Linked DNA regions of Mus musculus: region 2 is linked to region 1. The links are chromatin loops, found by intact Hi-C in ENCODE. Cell type or tissue: left cerebral cortex. All regions are shown on one strand. Each heading gives the region's core, and the rest is flanking DNA. Links, peaks and the distances in the headings are about the cores only. Region 1 holds the start of Pgk1 (phosphoglycerate kinase 1). Region 2 holds the start of Atrx (ATRX, chromatin remodeler).

Evidence for each region. Hi-C counts contacts between places; a loop is a spot of excess contacts. Peaks named below come from ENCODE experiments on the same cell type or tissue, not always from the same donor. Only the 100,000 strongest peaks of a DNase experiment are listed, where the experiment ranks them.
Region 2: a loop joins it to region 1, with 4 times the contacts of the local background. A loop is called at or near these places in 6 of 42 quality-filtered maps.

The regions. Positions count from the first base shown.
Region 1 is chrX:106,180,428-106,192,638 of GRCm38, forward strand. Pgk1 (phosphoglycerate kinase 1) reads left to right here and starts at 6,673. Exons shown (of 11, transcript NM_008828.3): 1 at 6,673-6,888; 2 at 11,580-11,630. The coding sequence starts at 6,824. In left cerebral cortex, for the core only: a CTCF peak has its summit at 6,404; DNase peaks (open chromatin) are centred at 6,541, 7,445, 8,893 and 9,066; H3K4me3 peaks cover 3,207 bases; H3K27ac peaks cover 1,632 bases.
Region 2 is chrX:105,923,002-105,935,212 of GRCm38, forward strand. Atrx (ATRX, chromatin remodeler) reads right to left here and starts at 6,371. Exons shown (of 35, transcript NM_009530.2): 1 at 6,099-6,371. The coding sequence starts at 6,118. In left cerebral cortex, for the core only: no CTCF peak of the experiment used is centred there; DNase peaks (open chromatin) are centred at 3,296, 4,634, 5,448 and 6,405; H3K4me3 peaks cover 2,427 bases; H3K27ac peaks cover 1,663 bases.

The DNA.
Region 1 (12,211 bases), core at 2,812-10,811:
TGGATTCTAGGCCAGCCAGGATGACATATCTCAAAAAACCCAAAATGTCAATAGTAGCTAAGCATGGTGGCTCAAACCTGTAATCTCAGGGCCTAGGAGGCTGAAGAAAGAGCATTGCCATGAGTTTAAGGGTAGCTCAGTCTGCATAGTGAATCTCAAAAAAAAAAATCATTAGCAACAAGAAACAAAACACTAGTGAGGTGGGTCTGGTAGTGTATGACCCTACCATTAAGGGGGATGAGGCAGGAGGGAGGCTGGTCTCAGTGGTACAGTGTAGAGCCTGGAGATGTAGCTTAGTGGTACAACACTTGTCTGGTATATTCAAGTCCTTGGCCTTGATCCTAACACTACAAATAAAAGAAAACAAAATTATTTGAGTGTATGTCTACGATAATGATCCTTCAAAAAAAATCAAACTTGTGTAGAAGTGGGGATTTGGGAGGAGTGGTCAAAACACACTGTATGTAATTCTAAAAGAATTATATTAAATTATATTATAATTATGTAGTTATCACACCCAAAATTTTAAATAAAATATTTCAAGACCATCAAATATCCAGTCAATATTAAAAAATTTTAAGAAGCCGGGCGTGGTGGCGCATGCCTTGAATCCCAGCACTCGGGAGGCAGAGGCAGGTGGATTTCTGAGTTCGAGGCCAGCCTTCTCTACAAAGTGAGTTCCAGGACAGCCAGAGCTATACAGAGAAACCCTGTCTCAAAAAAAACAAAACAAAAAAAAAATTAGTGTGTTCCATAAACATATGTATGTGGATCTAAATGTTTATGGTGATTTCTTTTCCTGATGGGTTTCCTACACCTGGGATTTTGCTGGTTGTATCCTAGATCATAATTTTGCATAGAAATTTCCCAATAATTATAACAATGTAACTATTTTTAATGTAGTATTCATTGAATATTCCCATTGAAGCTATATGCTAAGCACCAGTTAATCTACTAGTAGTCACTGAATATTAAAATAAACCTAGATGTTCAAAAGGTAATTTGCTGCAGAGAACGTAGGAGCTTGGACTGTAAAACTTTCAGAATTGCTACCAAGTGGACATTTTACAATTCCAAGAAACATCAGCACAGGTGAGACATTAGAAGAACTATAGGCAATTGTCATAAAGACTTAATTTTGGTGTCTTTGATATTCCTTATACTTGTTTCTTTATGGACCAAGAAATGTGTGCCTGCAGGATCTCATCAGATCCTGCTCTTGGCAAAAAGGGGACTAGGAAAAGAGTCTGGTCATTTTCAATACATGCTCAAAGATCTCTAAGTTTTACCTTCAAGAAGTGAAACCCCAAGAGAAAACGAGAAAAAAAAAGAGATGAATCCCAGTAAGCGTCCTCTTCAGTGGGGATTGGATTTAGTGATTCATTCCCAATGGCAGATTATGACTGAGATGAGTAATAAAAGCTATTGTAATTTCGTTCTCCTTCTACCACTTGGATCAGTTATTTGAGAAGTATTCAGCTCTCCTGTCATGAGGACACAGACTAGGTGTTATGGCAAGGACCATGCTACTAAGAAACTGAGACCCCTTGTCACGATATATGTGAGCACCATCTTGAAATAGACTTTCACCTTCAATCAAGCCGTCAGGTAGCTACAATTGACAAATTAGCTCCTTGAGCAAAAGAATCAGTTAGGGTCCGCAGAGTTTACTGTTGGACTTGCCCCAACTTCAGGTTTCCATCCTTGTCACCAAAGAAGCAAGTTTAAGCAAGAGTCCTGCGAAATCAGGTTAGGGAAAAATCTCTCAAGGGCATGAGTTGGATCCTTGGGGCCCACAAAGTGAATTGACTCCTGAAGGTTTCCTCTGACATCTGCACTAGTGTTTGCAGTTTGCATGCATATCACACACACACACACACACACACACACACACACACACAGGAGGGGGTCCTTTCAAAGAATTCCACTCCCTGGTGACTAAGCATTCAAATATATAAGGCTATGGGAGCCATTCTTATTTAAACCACTCCAACTCCTTGGTGGATTCTGACTTCTTAAGCATCTACCTGAGGCTTAAATTCATCTTCAGTCACAATTGCCTCTTCTGGAATTGTCATGTGCCCTTGTAGGCAACCAATCCAAACTACAGACTTACCTCTATTTAAAAAATATTTTATTTCATTTATTTTTTTGTTTGTGTGTCTATACATGTGTACCACAGCATGCATTTGAGGTCACGGTACAACTTGGGGGAGTCAGTTTTTTCTTACTACGTGCATCCCAGTGTTCAAACTCAGGTTGTTGGACTTAGTGGCAGGTGTTTTTTATTGGCTGAATTATCTTACTCTCCCTGGATTTACTTCTTTTCCTCTTAAGTCTTGGTTTACAGTTCTGGGTAGTTTTTCAACATTTAAAAAACATTTTTTTTTTGGTTTTTTTGTTTGTTTTTTGTTTTTTGTTTGTTTTGTTTGAGACAGAGTTTCTCTTTATAAACAACCATAGCTGTCTTGTAGCTCACTGATCAGGCTAGCCTGGGGACTCACAGAGGTTCACCTGCCTTTTCCTTCTGAGTTGCGGGGATTAAAGGTGTGTGCCTGGCACAATAAACAACATTTTAAAGGTTTTGGCTAAGCTGGACCTGATGGCACAGGCCTGAAATCTCAGTGCTTGGGATAATGGGGCAGGAGGAACCCCAAATTTAAGTCTGGTTTAGGCTACAGAGTGAGTTGGAGTCTCGCTTGGACAGCCTTAAAAAGACCCTGTCCTTAAAAAAACCTGGGATGATTTTGTGGAGTATGTGAGGCACTGGGTCCAATCCTTGGTATAGCTTCTAGCACCTGTCTCTCCAAAGAGTCCAGCTTTTCGTGTATTTTTCTGTGAGAGAATCAATCTCAACTATTGACTCCAATATTAGCAGACATGGAAATATCTCTTAAAAATGTATAGTCAGATGTGGTGGTGTACACCTCTAATCCTGGCACTCAAGAGTTAACACAGGAGGGTTATGAGTTTGAACGTGGCCTGGACCACATAGTGAGACCCTATCACAAAAAAAAAAAAGAATTTACAAAACTGTAAACTTGATCACATAAGTACCATTTAATTCCCCCAATACTGTAGTGAGATGTTTCAGCAGCAAGCAACAGTATACTCAGTATACTCGCATTACAGGTTTGCTTATTTCACATGACAGAAAGATAGGTAGTACAATGGTGCTGGGATTATCTAAGTCAGTAAACCACTGATGTATACCTTTAATCCCTGCACTCACAAGCAAAAAGCAGGTAGACCTCAGTGAGTTCCGAAACCAGCCTGACCAGTGAGCTACAGGAGAGCTATGGTTGTTAACAAAGAGAAACTGTCTCAAGCAAACAAAAATAACAAAAAGAACTCAATTATGGACTCAATGTTTGGGTTATGATTTTGTCTTACAGGACAAAATCATTGCTGAGACTCTGTATTGATTTTTTTCTGAATAATGAAGTACCTCAAAGTTTAGTACTTACAAACAATAAATACTATCTCAGACTTTCTGTGAGTCAGGGATTTGACAATACTTAAACTGGTTTTAGTTGGAAGCATCTCCTGAGATTGTAATTATATGCAGACATGGCTTGACTTGGGGGCAAGAGAGTCCACTTCAAAGGTGGCTGGCTCCTTTACAAAGCTGCAGGCAGCAAGACTCACTTCTATGTTGACTGTTGAAAGGTACTCTGAGTTCCTCACTATCTGGGCCACCCCATGAAACTATTTGAATGATCCTAAGACATGGCAGCTGCTGTTCCCAGAATGAAAGATTATAGAGAGGAAGGGGAAGGAAGGGGGAGAAGTAAGAAGGGGGAGGGAGGGAGGAGAAGAGAAAGAGAGATGGGGAAAGGAGGGAGGGAGGGAGGGAGGGAGGGAGAGATCTCCATAGCTACCTTCCATCATTCTGTTAATTAGAAATGAGTCCATATATGTGCAGGGCTTGCTTTTCTCACTGATTTCCATTGTTCCCAGAACAGCAGACTTCCCTTTTTATCTTATTGACCTAACTTGGGTCACTGCCCATTCCCAGACCAATGCGTGACAAAGGGGCACGTGGGGGATGGGATTACCAGGCTCAGCTTAGGTCAACAGTGATTTGTCCTTTGGTGCTAGGAGATAAGCCTATCTTTGCTGAGCACTGGCCACTAACCCAAACGCTCTATTAAATCGGATTTCTGTAAGCAAGGAAGGTGGGACCTGGTGAGGTAACTGACTGTAATGAATGGGGTTCTGTCAGGAGAAAAACTGTGTCTCTAACATTGTTATAACACCCCAGGGATCTGGTCCATATTTACCCTGCCTCACGTGTATAATTGTAGATTTTTCTATTTTTCAGGTTTTTCTGTTGTCTCATTGTTGGCTGCTTTTCTTTGTCATTTTAGGCCAGTAGTGGAAAAAGCTTCCCAATCTTTATAATCTTCAGTGTTCTTGTGTTTAAGATATAATACTTACTTCATAAAGTTCTTTTCTTTTCTTTTCTTTCTTTCTTTCTTTTTTTTTTTTTTTTTTTTTTTTTTTTGGTTTTCAAGACAGGGTTTCTCTGTATAGCCCTGCCTGTCCTGGAACTCACTCTGTAGACCAGGCTGGCCTCAAAGTCAGAAATCCACCTGCCTCTGCCTCTCAAGTGCTGGGATTAAAGGCGTGCGCCACCATGCCCGGCTATAAAGTTCTTATGCAGAGTAGTGAGTCATGTATATTCAGCCCTCACCAGTGCCTGGCAAACAGCAAGTGCTTAATAACTGGGAAGAATCATTAAGTTAGGGAGTCACACTCTATGTTTGCATAGTTTCCCCTTTGACAGTCAATATTGTAGTTCTACCTTATCTAAGGACAGTTTGACTCATTACAATGATAACTGAGCCAGAATGGAATGCTACTAAATGGTAGGAAGTCCAGAGAATCATTTGGAAATAACTTCCAGGAGTTGTTTCCCAGTAAGGTTGAAAAGGAAGAAAAGTTGGAAAGGATTGGCAAAAACAAATGTTTATCTTAAACACAGACATACATGCAGGCAAAAAACCCCACACGCAAGGATAAACACAAATTAAAAGGTAGTTATATGTAGAGATCTGTAGCTGGCATTAGGGCATTCAGTTCAGTATTGCTGGCACTACGGAGTCTCCTTCAGAACCTGGGCAGGTAGGATGCTTTCATGCGCCCAGAGACCTTGCCATCCACCGTGGAAAAGAATCTCACCAGGATTCAGAGTGGAGAGTTAGCTTGTTAATAAAACAGAAAGACAAAATGTAGGGTCAGTGAGATCAGTTAGCAGGGAAAGGTGCAGACCTCAAAATTTATGGCTTTTTTTTCGTGTGTGTGTGTGTGTGTGTGTGTGTGTGTGTGTGTGTGTGTGTACTTAAATATGTAAGGACAGCCTTCTCAGTCTGTGTAAAGTCGCTTGTATGTATCCGATTTCAGACTGCACTACTGCTATTGGATAACCATGGGGGCTCTCAGCATTCCTGCAGTCCTTTGTCTCTTCCATGTCACGTGGCTCCTGTTACCCAGTTCTTTTTCCGTCCTCTGTTCTCTTAAAACTGTTTCCCTTTCCTGGACCTGTCTCTCCTCTCCATGTATATGCTTATATAAAAAGCTGCATAGGATAGAAAACACATGGTATTGTCTTTCTGAGTTACTTCACATAATATAGTAACTTCCAGAGGTGCTTTGGCCAGTCACTCCTGGATATCTGCCAGTGAGAGAGGTGGAAAGAAAAAACCAGGAGAGTGAACAAGGGCTTCCATTTCTCATGTGCCCTTCAATTTCCTAACTAGTTGTCCTGTCTCAGACCGTCAGGCAAGCACTTTACCACTGAGCACCGTCCTTAGCCCAAATGAGTGTCAGTAGAGATTTAAAGTTTTGTTTTTGTTTTTAAACAGTGCTGGAGATTGGATCCACGGCCTCTGGCCCGCATTTTACCACTGAGCTACACTCCCAAAGCAGTCGAAATCACAGTGGCCCAGGATTGAAATGATCACTTAGATGCTTTGCAGTCTTGATAAGACACTAAATCTTTGTCTATCAGTTACTTCATCTTTAATAACAGAACGTACTTAGGAATTTTATGAGCATTGTTAGTTAGCATGACACATGCTATATGTATTCGTCATTATGAATAATGTAACCACAGCAATTACATTGTACTTTTTATTATAAAAGGGGGGAGGGGAAGGCCTGGTCCTTTTTTAACTTCTGAGAGGTTTCGATTACTAAGTAAGACCTTATGTAGACTTCCATTTGGGAGCTGAGAAAGCAGAGGATTCCAAAAGGGGATGACATTTGCAAAGGTCTAGAAAAGGCGCCTGGGAATTCTACCGGGTAGGGGAGGCGCTTTTCCCAAGGCAGTCTGGAGCATGCGCTTTAGCAGCCCCGCTGGGCACTTGGCGCTACACAAGTGGCCTCTGGCCTCGCACACATTCCACATCCACCGGTAGGCGCCAACCGGCTCCGTTCTTTGGTGGCCCCTTCGCGCCACCTTCTACTCCTCCCCTAGTCAGGAAGTTCCCCCCCGCCCCGCAGCTCGCGTCGTGCAGGACGTGACAAATGGAAGTAGCACGTCTCACTAGTCTCGTGCAGATGGACAGCACCGCTGAGCAATGGAAGCGGGTAGGCCTTTGGGGCAGCGGCCAATAGCAGCTTTGCTCCTTCGCTTTCTGGGCTCAGAGGCTGGGAAGGGGTGGGTCCGGGGGCGGGCTCAGGGGCGGGCTCAGGGGCGGGGCGGGCGCCCGAAGGTCCTCCGGAGGCCCGGCATTCTGCACGCTTCAAAAGCGCACGTCTGCCGCGCTGTTCTCCTCTTCCTCATCTCCGGGCCTTTCGACCTCACGGTGTTGCCAAAATGTCGCTTTCCAACAAGCTGACTTTGGACAAGCTGGACGTGAAGGGGAAGCGGGTCGTGATGAGGTAATTCCGTACTGCTGCCCTCAAGCCCTCGGGGCCACATTCTCTCTGGCCGTGGCAAGCACGGTTTTCCCATCACCTTAAGTTGCACTTATTTTTCAGCTGGGTCTTGGGGGTCCTGGGTTTGGAGGTTAAGGCTGTTCCTCTCACCTCATTGGGGCGGAGACTGTGTCTGAGTTTGCTTTTCTGCGTCCTAACTGCTTCTAGCTTAAAAAGCGACCAAATGTGTCCTTTAGGGAGTTGATCCCACTGATAAAGGGCTCAGATTCTCAGGACTCAATCTTTTTCCCATTTCTGAAGTGCAGTTTCATCTCTTGTAGCGAGAATGGACGTAGTACTTATCCTGCAAATCTCTAGGCCCCTGCTGAGGGACCTTGAAAGGTCATTTAGCTAGTTTCCCTTCCCCCAAGATTCTTGGACCATCCGTGACGAATCCGAAACCGCCCACGTTTCATTGGTCCTGGTACAAATGATTTCTTTCCCAAAAGATGTTGCTCAAAGTCCTCTCGAGTGGAGGTCCCTCTCCCCAAAGAATTGTGGGTGGGAGGGTGAGGCCCACTGGATGAAGCTCTGTATGGCTTATATAACAGGCCTCTGCTGCCCTACCTTGCGGTTGGACTCCTGGCCCTGGGGTTTGCATCAGGATTGTGACACATGCAGGGTGTGGCCGCCGGGAGTTGGAGGCCTGTAACCTCACTCGAGAGGTGGCTAGAGAAGCAGGATGTCAGAACTGAGGAAGGCTCCCACGCACGTGGCACATGTGGGTCCCAGGTCACTGACTTAACTTGGCTTCTCCCTTACCTGAAAGAATTACTAGGGTGTATGCGTCTTCTCCTTTTTGCCTTTCATAATGTATACTTTTTTTTTTTTGCCAGGAGTCAAGGATGATGGTTAGATACATAACTGATGGGCCTGGTTGTTCATGTAACAACTATAGGACCCAAGGATGGGAATTTTTAAGGGCCATTGATGGTCGCAGTGACTGACTACTCTGCCTGCTTGACCTTCTTTGGAAGTGGATGACTGATTGGCAGTAATCCTGGTCCCTTTGAAGATTTGGGCCAGTTCAAGTGAGGGCATCCTTTAGATACTAACACATGTAAGGGAACAGAGGTTCTCTGGCTTCTGTACAGGCACTTATTTTATCGTAGCCAATATTGGTAGGTGGCCTTCTCTTCCTGGGCTGATATCCAGAACCAACCCACTGTATTATGTTCATGCAAAACACTTAATGTTACCCCAAATGGGATAGAATAATCAGGATGGAGCAGAAATCCCAGCCACCCTAATCATAGATAAAGGGCAGGTTCTAGCTAACTTTTCATTCTGTTCTAAGGACAAAAGATTCATCCTGTGAGGGAGACAGGCACTACTGGCTTGAGGCTGACCTTTTCAGATGCATGCAGCTGCTCAAAGACAAGACAGTGGGCCATTGTGCTGGTCACTTTTGTGGGATGGCAGTTTGGGATTTTATGCTATTTTCTACAGAGAAACTATCTTAAAGGAATTAACTCCGGTTGAGGGTGAGACAGGAGGCAACAGTTCTCTTTTGCCCCAAATCAAGCTTCATTTAACCCAGGTTAACCTTTAAGCCTGGAAAAGACTGGCTGGCCTCCTTTGGCTGATGGAAAAGGGCGCTGTGAAGGTTATTGAGGTCTAGAGAATGTAGCAGAGGCAGGACTAGGATTTGGGTCTCTTTAGCTCCTTGAGCCTGACTCAGGAACAGGTTGGGATAGACTTTATCTGTCGAGTTTGCAGTCCTGTATAATATGGATACATTGTACTTGGTTGGTATTTAGGCCACAGTGGTGAAGTTGCTTGGTTTCCAGATTAATGCATCTTGCATGGGGAGTTGCCTTGTAGGCTTCTGTGAGGAGTCTAGGCAGCCATGCCTGGGTGAGCTCAATACCTTTTTTGTTTCAGTGCCTTTTGTGGTAGTTGCTGGCAGTGCTTCAGAAATGGGGCCTCCTGCATCCTGGGCCCGTTCACTCACCTCCTTTCTGCCCTGTAGAAGGGTGCTCTTGTTTTCTGACTAGTCCCTTGCTTTAAGTTGGCAAGGGAAGTTGATTTGTTGTTGGTAACTTTTATTAGTTTTCATTGTGTTGGGGAATCTAACACTAGCCACCTTGTGCCTGAGCACCCTACCACTGAGTCACCCCAGTTCCTTTTGGAGAAACTTTAAAATAAGCCAGAAACACCAACAGGTTCCGCCTCACTCTAGTTGATTTTACAAGGCTCTGTGAGTACATTTCCTGCTGATTTTTGTCATGTCATTTCCTTTTCACCCATAGGTCCCTAGTCATCCTTTGCTTGCTGGCACTTCTCTTTCTTGTACGTTTTCTTCCCTCAACCTCACTGGTTTTCTTTTGGGACTTTCGAAGCAACAGCTCTGGTGGGAAGAGGAAAACGGAGAGCAGACACCATCGTACTAGCAGACTTTAGCAATCAGTCCACAAGGCAGTGGTGGGCATGGTTCCTTCCCATAGTTTTAGTAGAACAGGGCCTGGAATCTCGAGATTTCAACAAAGACGTGATATTCTAATTTAATGTTCTCTATATAAAGTTTTTGTTTTGTTTCTTTGCTTTGTGTTTTTGAAGTCCTGGAACTCACCAAGTTGGCCTGGAACTCTTGCCTCTGCCTCCTGCGGGGTGTGCTGTAGCCACCACCATTCTGCTTTGAAAAAGTTTTATTTTGGAGTAATTATGGAGTTGTAAAAGATTGCAAAGACTGCACAGAAACTCAGTTTTTCCCAGTATATACGTATTTAGATGTATGTATGCTCAGTATATATGTATATATGTGTGTGTGTATACACCACGTTCCCCACCCCCAAGTGAACAAGTGATTTGTGTAAGGAACGTTGTTCCTGCTTTGGAGTCTTCAGGAGAGAAGCTAAAGGCCGAGTTGTAAGTCTAGGAGAGAGTGAAGGTCAAAGGCAATCAAGAGGTCAGTGAGAACTAATCCAGTTTTCATCGGTAAGCTGATGTCATCACAGCTTGGATAGAAGCCACAGATGGTTGGATATTTTAGCCCAAAGGCATTCATTCCTTCTTGTAAGGTTCTGGGTGCAGGAAGCAGCACTATCCACCCTGTGCAGTTAACCCTTTTGTCTATTATCTTCTCTAGGAGGCTGCAAGAGGGGGAACTCAGTCCTGGTAATGGGATATTGGATCTGCTGTGGTCTGCACTTTAAGGCTGGCAAGGGCCTGCTCAGGATATTTAAAGAGGGTGCCTTAAGTGCCTGAAACCAACTAGAGTGCATTTCTTTTTTCTTTCTTTCTTTCTTTCTTTCTTTCTTTCTTTCTTTCTTTCTTATCTTTCTTTTCGAGACAGGGTTTCTCTGTATAGCCCTGGCTGTCCTGGAGCTCACTTTGTAGAACAGGCTGGCCTCGAACTCAGAAATCCACCTGCCTCTGCCTCCCAAGATTAAAGGTGTGCGCCACCACACCTGGCTTAGAGTGCATTTCTTTGTTCAGAGGCACACTGCCTTTTAATTTTAAATCGGAATCAAGAAGTATGTCCCTCAAGCTCCTTTGTGCGGTAGATTGGTCTTCAGGGTAGAGAGGAAGCCAGTGACCTGCAGGGTTTGTGGTCACTGCAGACGGGAAAGACCAGTGAAAATGGGAAAGATGGAGTTTCATAATCAAGACCAGTGGCAGTCTTGACCCCTCATTGCAGCCCCTTAGTGAGTGGTACCAAAAGTAATGCTTTTATTATCGTTCTTTCAAATAGCAGTTATAGTTTGGGGAATCAATGGCATATAATAACTAACACCAGTGTGATACTAGGTGGCACTTCTAAACCTTTTAACATTTATAACTCTTAGCCAGATACTATAATCATTTCACAGATTTAAGAAAAAAATAATGAAAAATGTCTTGGGTGGATGTCTTGGTATATACTTGATCTTAGTATTCATTCAGGAGATGAATGAAGGCAAGCTACATGGCAGAAAAATCTCTCAAAATCATGGCAGACACAACTTAGTAAAATCACCACCCCGTAGGAAAGGGTTCAGAATCGGTTCCTAATGGTAAAGCAGGACTGGGGGTGTCGTGCTCAGGTCCCTGGGTTCAATCCCCAGCACCAGCACAAAAAAGAAAGGCAGTCATCTGTTAGGTCAGAAGGAGCATCTTCATTGTATTAGCTTGTATTTTCTTGATCATATGCCTCCCACTTATCTATTGTCAGTGGGCCGAGGCACATCTCACTCATTTTCCCCCCCTCAGGTTTTTTTGAAAGCCACTATTATCTAATATTGAAGTATTGTTTTGCCTATTCAAGTTCCAATCAGGCATTCTCTAGAAAGAAGGAAATTCTCTTGCTGTGTTTTTTTGTTTTTGTTTTTTTAAAATTTCTTTTCTTTGGGGAATGTTATCCCAAGGAGCCAGAAGCAATATCAAGATAACTAGAATCAAGGGGCGTTACTTATTACCTGTTCCCCACTCAGACTGCTACAGAGACCATCACACTAAACAGAATTAAGCTCAGGCCCTTGTGGAGTTGAGACAATAACTTGCTTTCTTCCACCCATGGGTCTTGGGGATAACACTCAGGTAGGTGGTCAGGCTTGCCAACAAGTGCCCGTGCCCTGAGCCATCTTGCCAACCCTGTCTTTTAACGACTTCAATAAAATACTTAGGGACCAAGAAATTGATCATGGCTACGAAACTGAAACCTTTTTCTTTTCTAGGGTGGACTTCAACGTTCCTATGAAGAACAACCAGATAACAAACAACCAAAGGTAAGATTCCTCTTAAACCTGGCTTAGGTTATATTTGAGTATCTGGACTACAAATTTCTTTCTTTCCACACTGGGAGTACAGCAGTTGAAGCCATGGTTTTGATTTACTAACCTGTCAGTGTGGGAGTTAATATTCTAAATTTATGAAAAAATATTGTATTAAAAAACAGTCCTAAGCAGGGTGTGGTAGGGTATGCCTATTCCTTTAGTCCCAGCACTTGGGAGGCAGAGGTCTCATCTTGAGACCGAAAACAACCTGGTCTGCACAAAGAGTTCTAGGATAGCCAGGTCTGTAGAGAGATCCAAGGAAAAAAAAAGCAAAAAATCAAAAAACAAAAAACCCACACAAACAAAACAAACAACCTCCTCTGCTGGTCGTCCCCCCCGCCCCCCCCAAATATAGCTTGACATAATGGTGTATCCCTTTAATCCTAGCGCCTGGGAGTCTGGATTTAGGAGGCCCATGAGTTTTAAGTTGAAAGTAGCCTGAGGTATTACAAAGCCAGTTTCAGGTCATCCTAGGCTATACAACGAGCCAAAAAAAGTGAGGGGTCAATAGCATCATAAAAAGAAGCAGAAAA
Region 2 (12,211 bases), core at 1-8,000, 260 kb before region 1:
GTGGCTCAATGGTCCAAGGTATGCTAATCATAAAACAGATAGCGACATCCCTCCACCCACCCACTTCCTGGGTTCAAAGAGTATTCATTCAAAGAAAGTCACCCTGGCCATTGCTGGAACCCACTATGCAAATGTGCTATTGTTAGGGGCTCTTAGAAACTGTCTTGAGAAATAACCCTCACAATTACCAGGTATTCCTCTTGTAACTTTGCACTTCCTTGTGACTCTTAACTGGTATTTTTGGTATTTTCCAACAACGCCCTTCCCACCTCCTTGAGCTGTGGTTTCTTCCTTTGAATACCCCCTTATCTAGCTACTCGGGGCGCCACGTGGTGTGTGACCGTGGGCCCGAGTGCCCTTGAATAAAAATCCTCTTGCAGTTTGCAGCAAGACCGTTTCTTGTGGGTGATTTTGGGGTATCACCTCTCCTGAGTCAGAACATGGGGGAGTCCTCACGTTGTGGGTCTTTCAAAATGTTTGATCACTTACTTCACTATATTGTAAATTTAAATGTAAAAAGTGAATTGCAGTATATCAAAAACAGCTGGGAGAAAAAACTACTTTTATCAAAAAATTTGAGCCTAAAATAAAACGGCCAAAATCCAGCTCAACTTGGCAGCTCAAGGAGACACTAAGAGGGCTGGAGAAAAGGCTGAGCAGTTAAGAGCACTGACTGCTCTTCCAAAGGACCTGGGTTCGATTCCCAGCACCCACATAGCAGCTCACGAGTGTCTGTAACTCCAATTCCAGGGGATCTGATACCCTCACACATACATACATGCAGGCAGAACATCAATGCACATAATAATAAAAAAAAAAACCTTTTATAAGGGCACTAAGAAAGGGTAACTGGGGGCAGAGGCAGGCAGATCTCTCGAGGCCAGCCAGGTCTACACAGCAAATTCTGGGACAGGACAGCCAGGACCACACAGAGAAATCCTGTGGAAGAAAAAAGGAAGGGAGAGGGGGAAGGGAGGAGGGGAAGGGGAAGGGAGCAGAGTGCAGGAGAGGAGAGGGGGAGGGAAGGAGGGGAGGGGAGGGGAAGGAAGGGAAGAGGGGAAGGGAGGGGGAGGGAGAGGGGGAGGATAGACGAGGGGAGAAGGGGGAGGGGAAGAGAGAGGAGGAAAGGGGAGGGAGAGGGTAGGGAGGGGAAGGAAGGGGAGGGGGAAGAGAGGGGGAGGGGAAGGGAGAGGAAGGGAGGAGAGTGGAGGGGAGGGGAGGAGAGCAAAGTGGAGGGGAGCAGAGTGGAGGAGAACAGGGCAGAGGAGAGCAGAAAAGAGCAAGCACTAATTCCTTCAGGATAAAACTCTTGGTGTTGGAAATGGCTCAGCAATTAAGGTCGCTTTCAGAGGGCTCTAGTTTCCCAGTACCTTTGTCACAGCTTACAATTACCTATAACTCCAATTCCACGGGATCCAGATTCTGGCTGCCACAGGCAGACACACACACAACTTTAATTAAAGGAATTCAATTCCTGGAGTCAGGAGTGGTAGTCCATACCTACAATCCTAGCACTTGGGAAGCTGAATTGGGACTACCAACAGAGTTCAAGGCCATCGTGGGCCACATACTGAGACCTTTTCTCAACCAAAAAGAAAGAACAAAACACAATTACAAGCTCTAAAATTTCTATCACATTCTGTTTCCTCCTCTGCAAAATGGGGAAGATGAAGTAGTATTCTGAAAATCAATATACAAATTGGGTCTGGAGAGATGGCTCAGCACTTAAGAGCTCCTGTAGAAAACCAGAGTTCAGTTCACAGCTGCCTGTAAATCTAGCTTCAAGGGACCCCAACAGCCTCTTCTGGCCTTGTGATCTGAATAAGAATGGCTCACAAAGGCTCACATATTGGAATGTTTAATTAGGAAGTGACTATTTGAGGAGTAGGTGTAGCATCTCTGGATTGTGGGCTTTGAGGTTTCTAAAGCCCATGCCAGGCCCAGCCAATCTCTGTGTGTCTGTCTCTCCCTCCCTGCCTACAGATCACAATGTAGCTCTAAGCTATTGCTATGGAGTTCAGCCATACTCAGACCACGCTAAACCTCTGAAACCGTAAACAAGCTCCCAACTAAAGATTTTCTTTTCTAAGAGTTTCTGTGGTCATAGGGCCTCTTCACAACAACAGAACAGCAACTAAAACAGAAGTTGGAAGCGGGGATCTGGAGAGATAGCTCACCAATTAAGAGCATTGGCCTCAGGGCTGGTGAGATGGCTCAGTGGGTAAGAGCACCCAACTGCTCTTCCGAAGGTCCTGAGTTCAAATCCCAGCAACCACATGGTGGCTCACAACCATCCATAAGGAGATCTGACTCCCTCTTCTGGAGTGTCTGAAGACAGCTACAGTGTACTTACATATAATTAATAAATAAATAAATCTTAAAAAAAAAAAAGAAAGAAAGAAAAAGAGCATTGGCCTCTCTTCCAAAGGGCCCAGGTTCAATTCCCAGCACTCAAAAGACAGCTCACAACTGTGTAACTCCAGTCCAGGGGATAAGATGCCCGCACGAAGACTTAATACAAAACACCAATGCACAGAAAATAAAAATAAATAACATTATTTTTTTTAAAAAAAAAAAAAAAGGAAGTTAGTCCCAAGGAGTTGGGTATTGCTGTGACAGACTTGACCATGCTGGTTGCTGGAGGACTGTGGAAGAGTTTGGGGCTTTGGACTAGAAAATCAGTTGGTGGCCATCCCTATTAGGAGCTTGGGAAACAGTGCTAAAGGAGATTTGAACTGTGTGACAAGTCAAGTTTCAGTGCAGGAGAATACTAGTAAGTAGCCTAGAAACTATTGGGACATTTTGTCCTTGTCCTAAAAACCAGTCCAAAGATAAACTGAAGAGTTTTAGATTAATGCCATTAGCAGAGGAGATTTTAAGACAGATGAATATTGGCCATACTGACTGACCTAGTGTGGTTATTAGTTATCATTCTTATGCAGATCTGTAATGAAAAGGAGCAAACTGGAAAATGAGAAACATCAAGTGTACAGCTTCAAAGGAAAAGATGAGCCAGGGAGTATAATGGAATGCCGTTCAGTGCTCAGAGAGATACTAAATACAAAGTTTAAAGACAAGCCCCAGGCTAAAGGGAGTCCTCGGGGCGAGACATTCCACCCAACTGCATTTCCTCTGCTGCAGCAGAGAAGGAAACCAGGAACAACAGGAAGCTGAGGCAAATGTAACTGAAGGCGGGAGACCGGGTTCCAGCCCCAGCAAGCAGCAGAATTTGGCAGCATTGGCCACGAGGTTCTGGAGACACGAATGGGATTATGGAATCTCCTCTGTGACTCAGAAGTCACCGAAGGCCGCCTGGTGGGAGGGGTGCCCGTATGTGGAGACCTAGAGAGACCTCAATATGTTGGAGATGCCAGAGTTGTGAGATACCTTCAAAGGGAAGCTGAAGACCAGGCATGGAACCAGCCCAAGAGAGAAAAGTGTGAGGCAGTCAGCAAAGCTGAAAGGAGCCAGGAAACGGAAGTGTTCCCTGCCATGATGATAATGAACTAAACCTCTGAAACGGCAAGCGAGCTGCCAATCATATGTTTCAATCAGAGTAGCTGTGGTCATGGTGACTCTTCACAGTAACAGAACAAGTAAGAAAGACACATCTCCTCCAGCCCACACACGTGTAAATACACAGACAAAAACATAATTAGAAGGAAGATACACCTTTAAAAAGATACACGTGGACTGGCAAGATGGCTCAGTAGGTAGGGAGAACCTGTTTGCTGCTAAGACTGGGAACCTGAGTTCTAACACCTGCACCCATGTGCTGAAAGGAAGAGCACACGCTGACCTCTGTAGGTAGGACTGTCTGTTTTCTCTTTCTCTTTCTCTCTCTCTCTCTCTCACCTGGTCAATTTAGTGAAACTGTTTCAAAATAAAATGCAAAAGGAGGGCAGACTGCAGCCTTAGAGAGTAGTGAGTTAGCACAGAGGCACAAGATCACCATTATGGAAAAGAGAAGGGGAGGGAGGGTAGCTCAGTTGGAAGCATGCCTCCTTAACACATATAAGAGTTCTGGGCTCAATCTCCAACCTCGCAAAACTCAGCATGGTGCCACCTGTAATGCCAGCCCTGGGACGTTTGTGATTACCCTTCAGTTCAAAGCCAGTTTGGTTTACATATCTCAAAATGAAGGCAAGAAAGGAAGGATGAAAATCCAAATCCAACCTATGTATTTTTCCTTTTGCAACAGCCATCCGATGTTGAGCAGGCTGGTCTTGAACTTCCTCAGCCTCCTGATAGGTAGAGGATACAGGCAACACCTGTTTTCTGTTTGGAGATTTTTAGCTTTGAGTCAGGCTGGTTTCAAATCCTTCAGTATCCAGCTTCACCATCCACAAAGAAGCAACTATGGTTTTAAATACAGACAACTAAGACATGAAGTAAAACCTAGAAGTCATACTGAACTGTAAGTAAATGAGCATGAATGCCTGGTATTAACCAGCCAATACTGCTCAATATTCCATTTAAAAAAAAAAAGATTTGTTTTACTTGGGTCAGTTAACACAAATTCATAAAGGAAGACAATGATCTTTACACAACTAAGTGCCTGTATTTTAAGAACTGAAGTATAAGCCGGGCGTGGTGGCGCACGCCTTTAATCCCAGCACTTGGGAGGCAGAGGCAGGCGGATTTCTTAATTCGAGGCCAGCCTGGTCTACAGAGTGAGTTCCAGGACAGCCAGGGCTACACAGAGAAACCCTGTCTCGAAAAACAAACAAACAAACAAACAAACAGAACTGAAGTATATTTTCCCTAAGTAAAGAGAGCATCGATGCACTGTTTGCTAAGGTAGAAAATAATCGGATAGGCTCGTTCTCAAATTCTACAATCTAAAGTGCTCAAAGCCATGATGTCCTAGTCACCCAACGGCACATTTTGCCAATTACAGATGCAATTATGATCCACGCTACCTATAATTTCGTTTTGCCACTATTCACCAAGCTTGCATCTCATTCGAGAAGAAAAATCACCGAATTCAATCTTGGGATAAAAGGTCAAATATCAAACTGCCTAAAAAAGCAAGGTATCTGCATAAAAGCGGAATCCATTTCAGATTAACTACTCCAAACAATCAAAAAGCAAATCAGAAACGCGTGGAAAAACAGCCTGAATCGTAAACGTATTTGATCGCTAACATCGGGCCTGGGCTCTCTTCTACCTTTGCAATAAATCTTCTGGTGAATCCCCGTTAACCCGCTCCACATGCCTCGTGGAACAAATAAATAAAAGCACGATCTAACTACTTCACGGAACGTGTCCCAAACCGCAGGGGGTAACAACAACCGATGTCCCGTCAAAAACCGGACTTCTCCTGCAAAGTCGTCGGCCGCTGTTCTCAGAAAGCAAAAGCCCGCATTGGGCTGCCCGCTCTCCGTCTCAGCCGCCCAGGGGTCCCCAAGATAACCCTCCAGGATCTGGAGTCGGGGGGCGAAAAGGCACCTTCTAGAGGTACCTTCCGGGCCCGGCCCTCCTACCTCCAATGCTCGGCTCTCCTCTCGGAGCCGCGGAGAGCTGGAGGACTTCCAGTGGAGGCGACCATTGGGGTTCGCTAGTTCCAGGATCTCACTTCCTCCCGCCGCCCCTCCCCCTCCCCATCCTCCGCCCCTCCCCCTCCCCCATCCACCTTCTCCCCCCCCCTCCCCCCTCCTTCCCCACGCAGTCGCTAGGCCCCGAGATTCGAAAGACTGACCGCAAGCGTTCGGTGGCCCGCGACACCCCCCGCCCCCAGGCCTCGACGCCGCGGGCACGGAGGCGTGAGCCGAGCAGGGGCTCCCGGCTCCGCAGCGGCGGGAGGCGGGAAAGGCAACGCGCGCGCCGCATGCCGCCCCCGACCGACACACACACAGACAGACAGACAGACACACACATACACACATAGACACACACACACACACACCCCAAGCCCCAGCTGGGGCTTCCCACCGCGCTCCCCCAGCCCCGCTCACCTAGAGGGAAAACGATGCCGCTGACCGCGAAGCCGCGCGCGGGCCTAGGGCACCTAGCGCACGTCTTTGCAAACACCCCACTCGAGTGGAAGGCGCCCGGGAGCAGAACGCCGGGGCCCGTGACAAGGGCTTGCGTTTTACCTCATGGGCTCAGCGGTCATGTTTTTGGCTCGGACGGCCGCTTGGCTTGGCAACCCCTTGGGTACCGTTCTGCGCTCCTCGGCGCCAGTGGCTGAACGAAAAGTACTGGGATCTTAGTAGTCACCGCAGATAGTGCTGGATCGTCCTCCCAGCTCAGAGTCCGCTACCGCTGCTGCTGCTGCTGCTGCTGCTGCTGCAAGAGCCACGGAAACAAAGCAAGGCCTATGCCGACGCCATTTTGTTGGGCCGAGGCTTGGGCAGGAGAATTGGCGCGTCCTCCCTCTTCCTCTTTCCGTCATCTATTGGCTACCTCTGCCAGAGCTCAGTGTCTTATTGGCTACGGAAATTCACCTTCTTTGGGAGCCTGTTGCTAAGGCGGTCGACGTCATTTGATCCCCTCCACCTCTTCTTAGTGGGGTCCAGTTCAGTTACTGCTGACCTCAAAGTGTCAGGGATGTATCTTGACATTATCCTGAAAATGCGCTCTTGGTCCAACCTCTCTACTTCCACATAATTGGTGAAACAATGACACCCCATTTACGTTTATTGAGAATTTACTATATGTCGACCACTACACAGATCCTTTATCTTAATCTCATGCTTGAACCATCCAAAGTAGGCAGACCTAACATTTTAATGGGTGAGGATACCAATGCACAAGTTCCACATTCAGCCAAACATCCATCCTTGCGGGGAGGGTGGACATACATTCTTATGCTGTTTTAAACCCAAGGCTTTGTGCATGTTAGGCAAATACTCTATCATTGAGCTATGTCCTAACCCCTCCCCCACATGCACACTCTTAATCATTAATCTCCATAGCCACCCAAAATATAAATATTTTCTTTCCTATTTTATAATATTCTTAATTTTTCTTCTATATATTTCATTATAATATTCAGCTTGCCAACGCTTACACGTGTGAATTTTTACCTTTTGTGGAAAGAGAATGAGAAAAATTCTAGCTATACAGTCCTGACTAGGCTGCAACTCAACATGTATATGAGGCTGGCCTCAAACTTGGACTGTCCTTGCAGCCTCCCAAAGTGCTTAGAAGACAGGTGTACCCCATCATACTTAAGGATACTTACAGGTATTTATATATATATGATCAACTGGACATTGACATCTAATTCTTTTGATATTGAACAATCTTGAAATTGTCACACACAGGTCAGCCATTAGTTCAATCTGATATGATTGGGGGTATATCTCACTTACCAACTGATCCAAATCGTTTCCCCCTCATTTCATTTTTCATTCATAATCTCTGCAAATCACAAATAAGTTTTCTAAATTTGAAGTTTCCAACTTTGTGCCCACATTTATTCTGGAACACATGTTCATTCCCTTTATTTTGTTCATTCTGTTTATTTTTCCTGAAATATGCAACAGTTTTGGTCATGCTTAGATGTCAGGGTTGCAGTTTTGGACTAGAATGACAAGAGAAGAGTCTCTTTTCAAACAATGCATTCCAACAATCAGACTAGGTTTTTGTTTGTTTGTTTGTTTGTTTGTTTCCGAGACAGAGTTTCTCTGTGCAGCCCTGGCTCTCCTGGAACTTGCTCTGTAGATCAGGCTGGCTTTCAGCTCAGAAATCCAACTGCCTTTGCCACCTGAGAACTTAGACTAAAGGCATATGCCATCACACCTGGCTAACTAACATATAAAGATTTGGTTTTTAAATGTTGTATGTATGTTTGAGAGAGCCTGGATGTATATATGTACACAAGTCCTCACACTGCAGAAGAGAATGTTGGACCCCTGGCACTGGAGTTACAAGCAGGTATGACCTACCCAATGTAGGTGCTGGGAACAGCAAGTGCCCATAATCACTAAGCAGTCTCTTCAGCCTCTAATATACATTTTTTTATGTCTTTTCACAGTACTTCTATTGATTATTTGGAATTTGACATTGTGAAACCCCATCGCACTCACTTCCTAGTCCTCTCAAGTCTGCCCTCCCTGGAAGAAGGAAGGGAGGAGGAGGAGGAGGAAAAGAAGGAGGAAGAGGAGGAGGAGGAGAAGGAGGAGAAGAAGAAGAAACAGAAGGAGGAGGAGAAGGAGAAGGAGGAGGAGAAAGAGGAGGAGAAAGAGGAGGAGGAGAAGAAAACAAGACCAATTTGTGTTATCCATAGCCTGGTCAAACTCCCAGTGGCCAGCCCTTTAAAGAAAACTGAGCCTGTCCCCCAGATGCCATCTCCCACACCCAGAAGCCATCAAGTATGGAGAGCTATATACGTCAACATCATCACAATTTTAAAGAGTTCTCTTGGATAGCATACATTTTTGATGAACAGAAACTTGCAACATTTCAAATAATTTTTAAATGTTCAAGATCCACTACCAACTGTGGAAATCAATCTTCTGTTGTTCAATAATGTTCTTCTTTTGTGTTTAATATATTAAATATTACTTAAACACAATTTACAGAAGCCATGTTCTTCCTCCTTGAGAAATGAAGTTAACCTGAAAGATCTATTTCATCACAACAAATATCCTTGCTATCTAACAGACACAACTATGGAAAAAATAGTAATTCATCTATTATTTTAATCTGAATGAATTTTGTTTGTTTGTTTTGTTTTTGGGACAAGGTTTTGTGTAGCCCAGACTGGCCTCAAACTCACTATGTAGCTGGAAGTTTAGTTTTAATTGCCACCACTTTGACACAATGACCTGGGAGAAGGACCTCTAAGGATGACTGTAGGGAATTATCTTGATTGTATTAACTGAGGTAGGGAGACCTTCCCACTGTGGTTAACACATTTCCCAAGGCTGTGGACTCTCAACTGCGTAAGAATGAAAAAATGGAGCTGAGCATTAAGCATGCAAGTATGAGTTCATTTCTCTCTACGCCTGACTGTAGATGTGATGTAACCAGTTGTTTCCAGTTCCTGCCACCTTGTGTAACTGTATAACCTGGAACTGTGAGACAATTAAACCCTTCTTCCTTAAGTTGTTTTTGTCAGAACATTTTATCACAGCATGAAAAGGATGGTCTTGAACTCCTGGCTGAGACTCTGAGCACTGGGATTACTGGCATTTGCCTCCATTCTGTATTGTTAGGGGTCTTTGTTTGTCTGTTTGTTTTAAACATCATTTTACTCTATAGCCCAGTGTGTGACTTGAATAGGTATGGTCCCCATAGACTCATGTGTTTGAATACTTAGCCCATAGGGACTGGCACTATTAGGAGGCATGGCCTTGTTGGAGTGGGTGTGGCCTTGTAAGAGGAAGTATGTTACTATGGAGGTGGGCTTTGAGGTCTCCTATGCTCAAACTATACCCAGTGTCACTCACAGTCTCCTTCTGCTGCCTTTGGATGAAGATGTCGAAATCTCAGTTCCTTCTCCAGCACCATGTATGCCTGCCCTGACGCTGCTGGAGAGATGATGCCATGGTTATGAGTATATATTAGTCTTGCAGAGAACCTGCATTCAGTTTGCAACAGTTACTCAGGCAATTCACAGCTGCCCATTACCTCAGCTCCATGTGTATCTCCAACAGTGTGAAAACTACACACACACACTCACACACAAACATAAAATATAGCCAGGCATGGTTGTGTACATCTTTAATCCCCACACTCAGACAGTACAGGCAGGTGAATCTCTGTGAGTTCCAGGGAAGCCAGGGATAAAAAGAGAGACCAGATCTCAGAGGTACTCTGTCTATCTGTCTATTTTTCTGTCTCTCTGTTTGTGTCTGTCTCTTTCTGTCTCTGTCTCTCTCTCTGTGCATACATTTTTTTTTCAATGATACCTTCAGATGAAATGTCTCAGTGATTTTTTTCTGCACTGTACTTTTCCATTACTCACAAATTTTCCTATAAAGAGAATATATTATAAAGGCGATGGGGGAAATTAATTTTAATTGTTGCAAGTAACAAAAGGATTATCCATTTTCTAGCAACAAATATGAAGCAAGTAGGGATTATGCTGACATAAACCTCAGCTCATTATTTTAACAGATGTTCTCATTAAATTCTAATACTAGTGAGGCCCACATTGTAGTGAGGGTGCATATCATGGAGCATGTGGAAGAGATTCTTCACATCAAGGACACCCAGAAGCAGAAAGAGCGGGTGCCCTCCCTGCTCATTGGTTTGCTTTTCCCCTTTTCCTTTTATCTGAACCTGCACGGGGGTGGGGGGGTGGGGGTGGATTATTCACACTCAAGCAGAGCTTTCCCCCTGAGTTCAGGCCTCTGGAAAGGCCTTACTAATCTCTCCTCAATCTAATCAAGTCAGAAATAAAGGCCTTTATACCTTAGTTAATTTTCTGTACAGCCTTTGTATCTGCCATTGAGAGGAAGTGTTTTCAATAATTTTTATTTACTTCTACCTGCTTTTCTATTTTACTTTGGTTATGTTGGATCTCTGTTGTAGGTTGTGTGCAAACTTAGAATTGTTTTATCTTGCCAGTATATTCACAGGTTTCATTGTAAAATGCACCCCTTTGTCTCTTGCTTCTTGTCTTGAAGTCTATGTTTTCTGATATTAACAAAGCCACTCCAACACTCTTTTCAATTGGCATGTCATCCATTATTTATTGTTAAATTTGGTTTGGGGTTGTTTTGAGAATAGCATATGTGTCATTTGTAAATACAAAATAGGTAAATCTGGTTATAAAACAAAATTTCAGTGTGCTAACATGGTTTTATTGTGTTTAGGGTTTGGTTTCTGTTTTTTGAATGGAAAAAAAGAGATAAAAAGGAAAATAAATAAAACATAACTGGCCCCATGATTTTGGCACCAAATGAATGAATGAATGAATGTGTGTAGACAAATGGATATAGTAAAACCAAAAAATAAAAACAATAAGAACAACAGAAAAAGAAACTGGCTCTCATGTAGCCAAAGCTAGCCTTGAACACTGGTCAGAAGGTCAAGGGCATCCTCAGCTACATTGTTAGTCTGGGCTACAGGAGATCCTAGTTCAAATTATAAGAGAGGTGGGGAGGAGGAGGAGGAGGAAGAGAGAATTAACATGTTCAATTAACATGTATTTAAGAATTCTCCCAAGTTGCTTCAGCAAATGCTAGTTTCAGTCAGTTGTGCTCAGAAGCCAGACATTCTTCATATGATTTCAGTCTTTTTATTTATTTATTTATTTAATTGTTTTGTTCATTGAGCCGCCGTCTCGACTGTGATGGGAGAAGCTTTTCTTAGGGATACACAACACACAATTACGATTGCCTGAAAGGGAAACTACAATCAAAGGAAGTATTGATTGCATCAATGCCCAACTTGGGAAGCAAACTTTTTATTAGGAGTATGGTTGAAGGGTTACTTTCATAAGCAGAGATGACTCAAAAGCCATTGCACCACGAAAAGTCCACTTTGATGCACAGGAGTCTCAAAAGACAACAGCATCACTGCAGCTCTCTGCCTGACTTACAGGAAGCTAAGGCTCCAAGATTCTCTGCCAGTAGTTCAGGCTCCTCCCCTTGCAGTTGTTTACGCCTTTTATAAAGTTAGGAAAAGGCCTCCAAGAATCTTCCAAGTTTCGGCTTTCTCAGGCACGTGACTTTTTGTTTACCTCTTTGGTCTGAGAAGCCGCCCCCTCCTACAGAGCCTGTTTTTATTCCCAGGAAACTGCCTTAAAACAGTGACCTAATTTATGCTGGAGTCTAGAATATGTTCCATGGGCACATGAAAAAAATTTTTTATTAAATATAAGAAGCATTAGATATTAATTTTCTACCAAACACATTAAGAAAATTGGTGTTTAAGACAAGGAATGCAAATGTTTTTGTCTGTCTTTTTCTATCTTCCTTACATTTAGGCAAATGTTTAATCCTTCAAACACTTTAAGAAAACTTTTAAAAGAAACCATTCTGCAGATAAAAATCACATATTGAGCCCTGCATGGTGGCACATGCCTTTAATCCCAGCACTTGGGAGGCAGAGGCGCAGATTTCTGAGTTCGAGGCCAGCCTGGTCTACAAAGTGAGTTCCAGGACAGCCAGGGCTATATAGAGAAACCCTGTCTCGAAAGACAAAAAACAAACAAACAAACAAACAAAAAAAAAATCACATATTGATCCTTACATAGTGATAATGGGAGACTTCCATACCCCACTCTAACCAATAGACATGTCATCCAGAA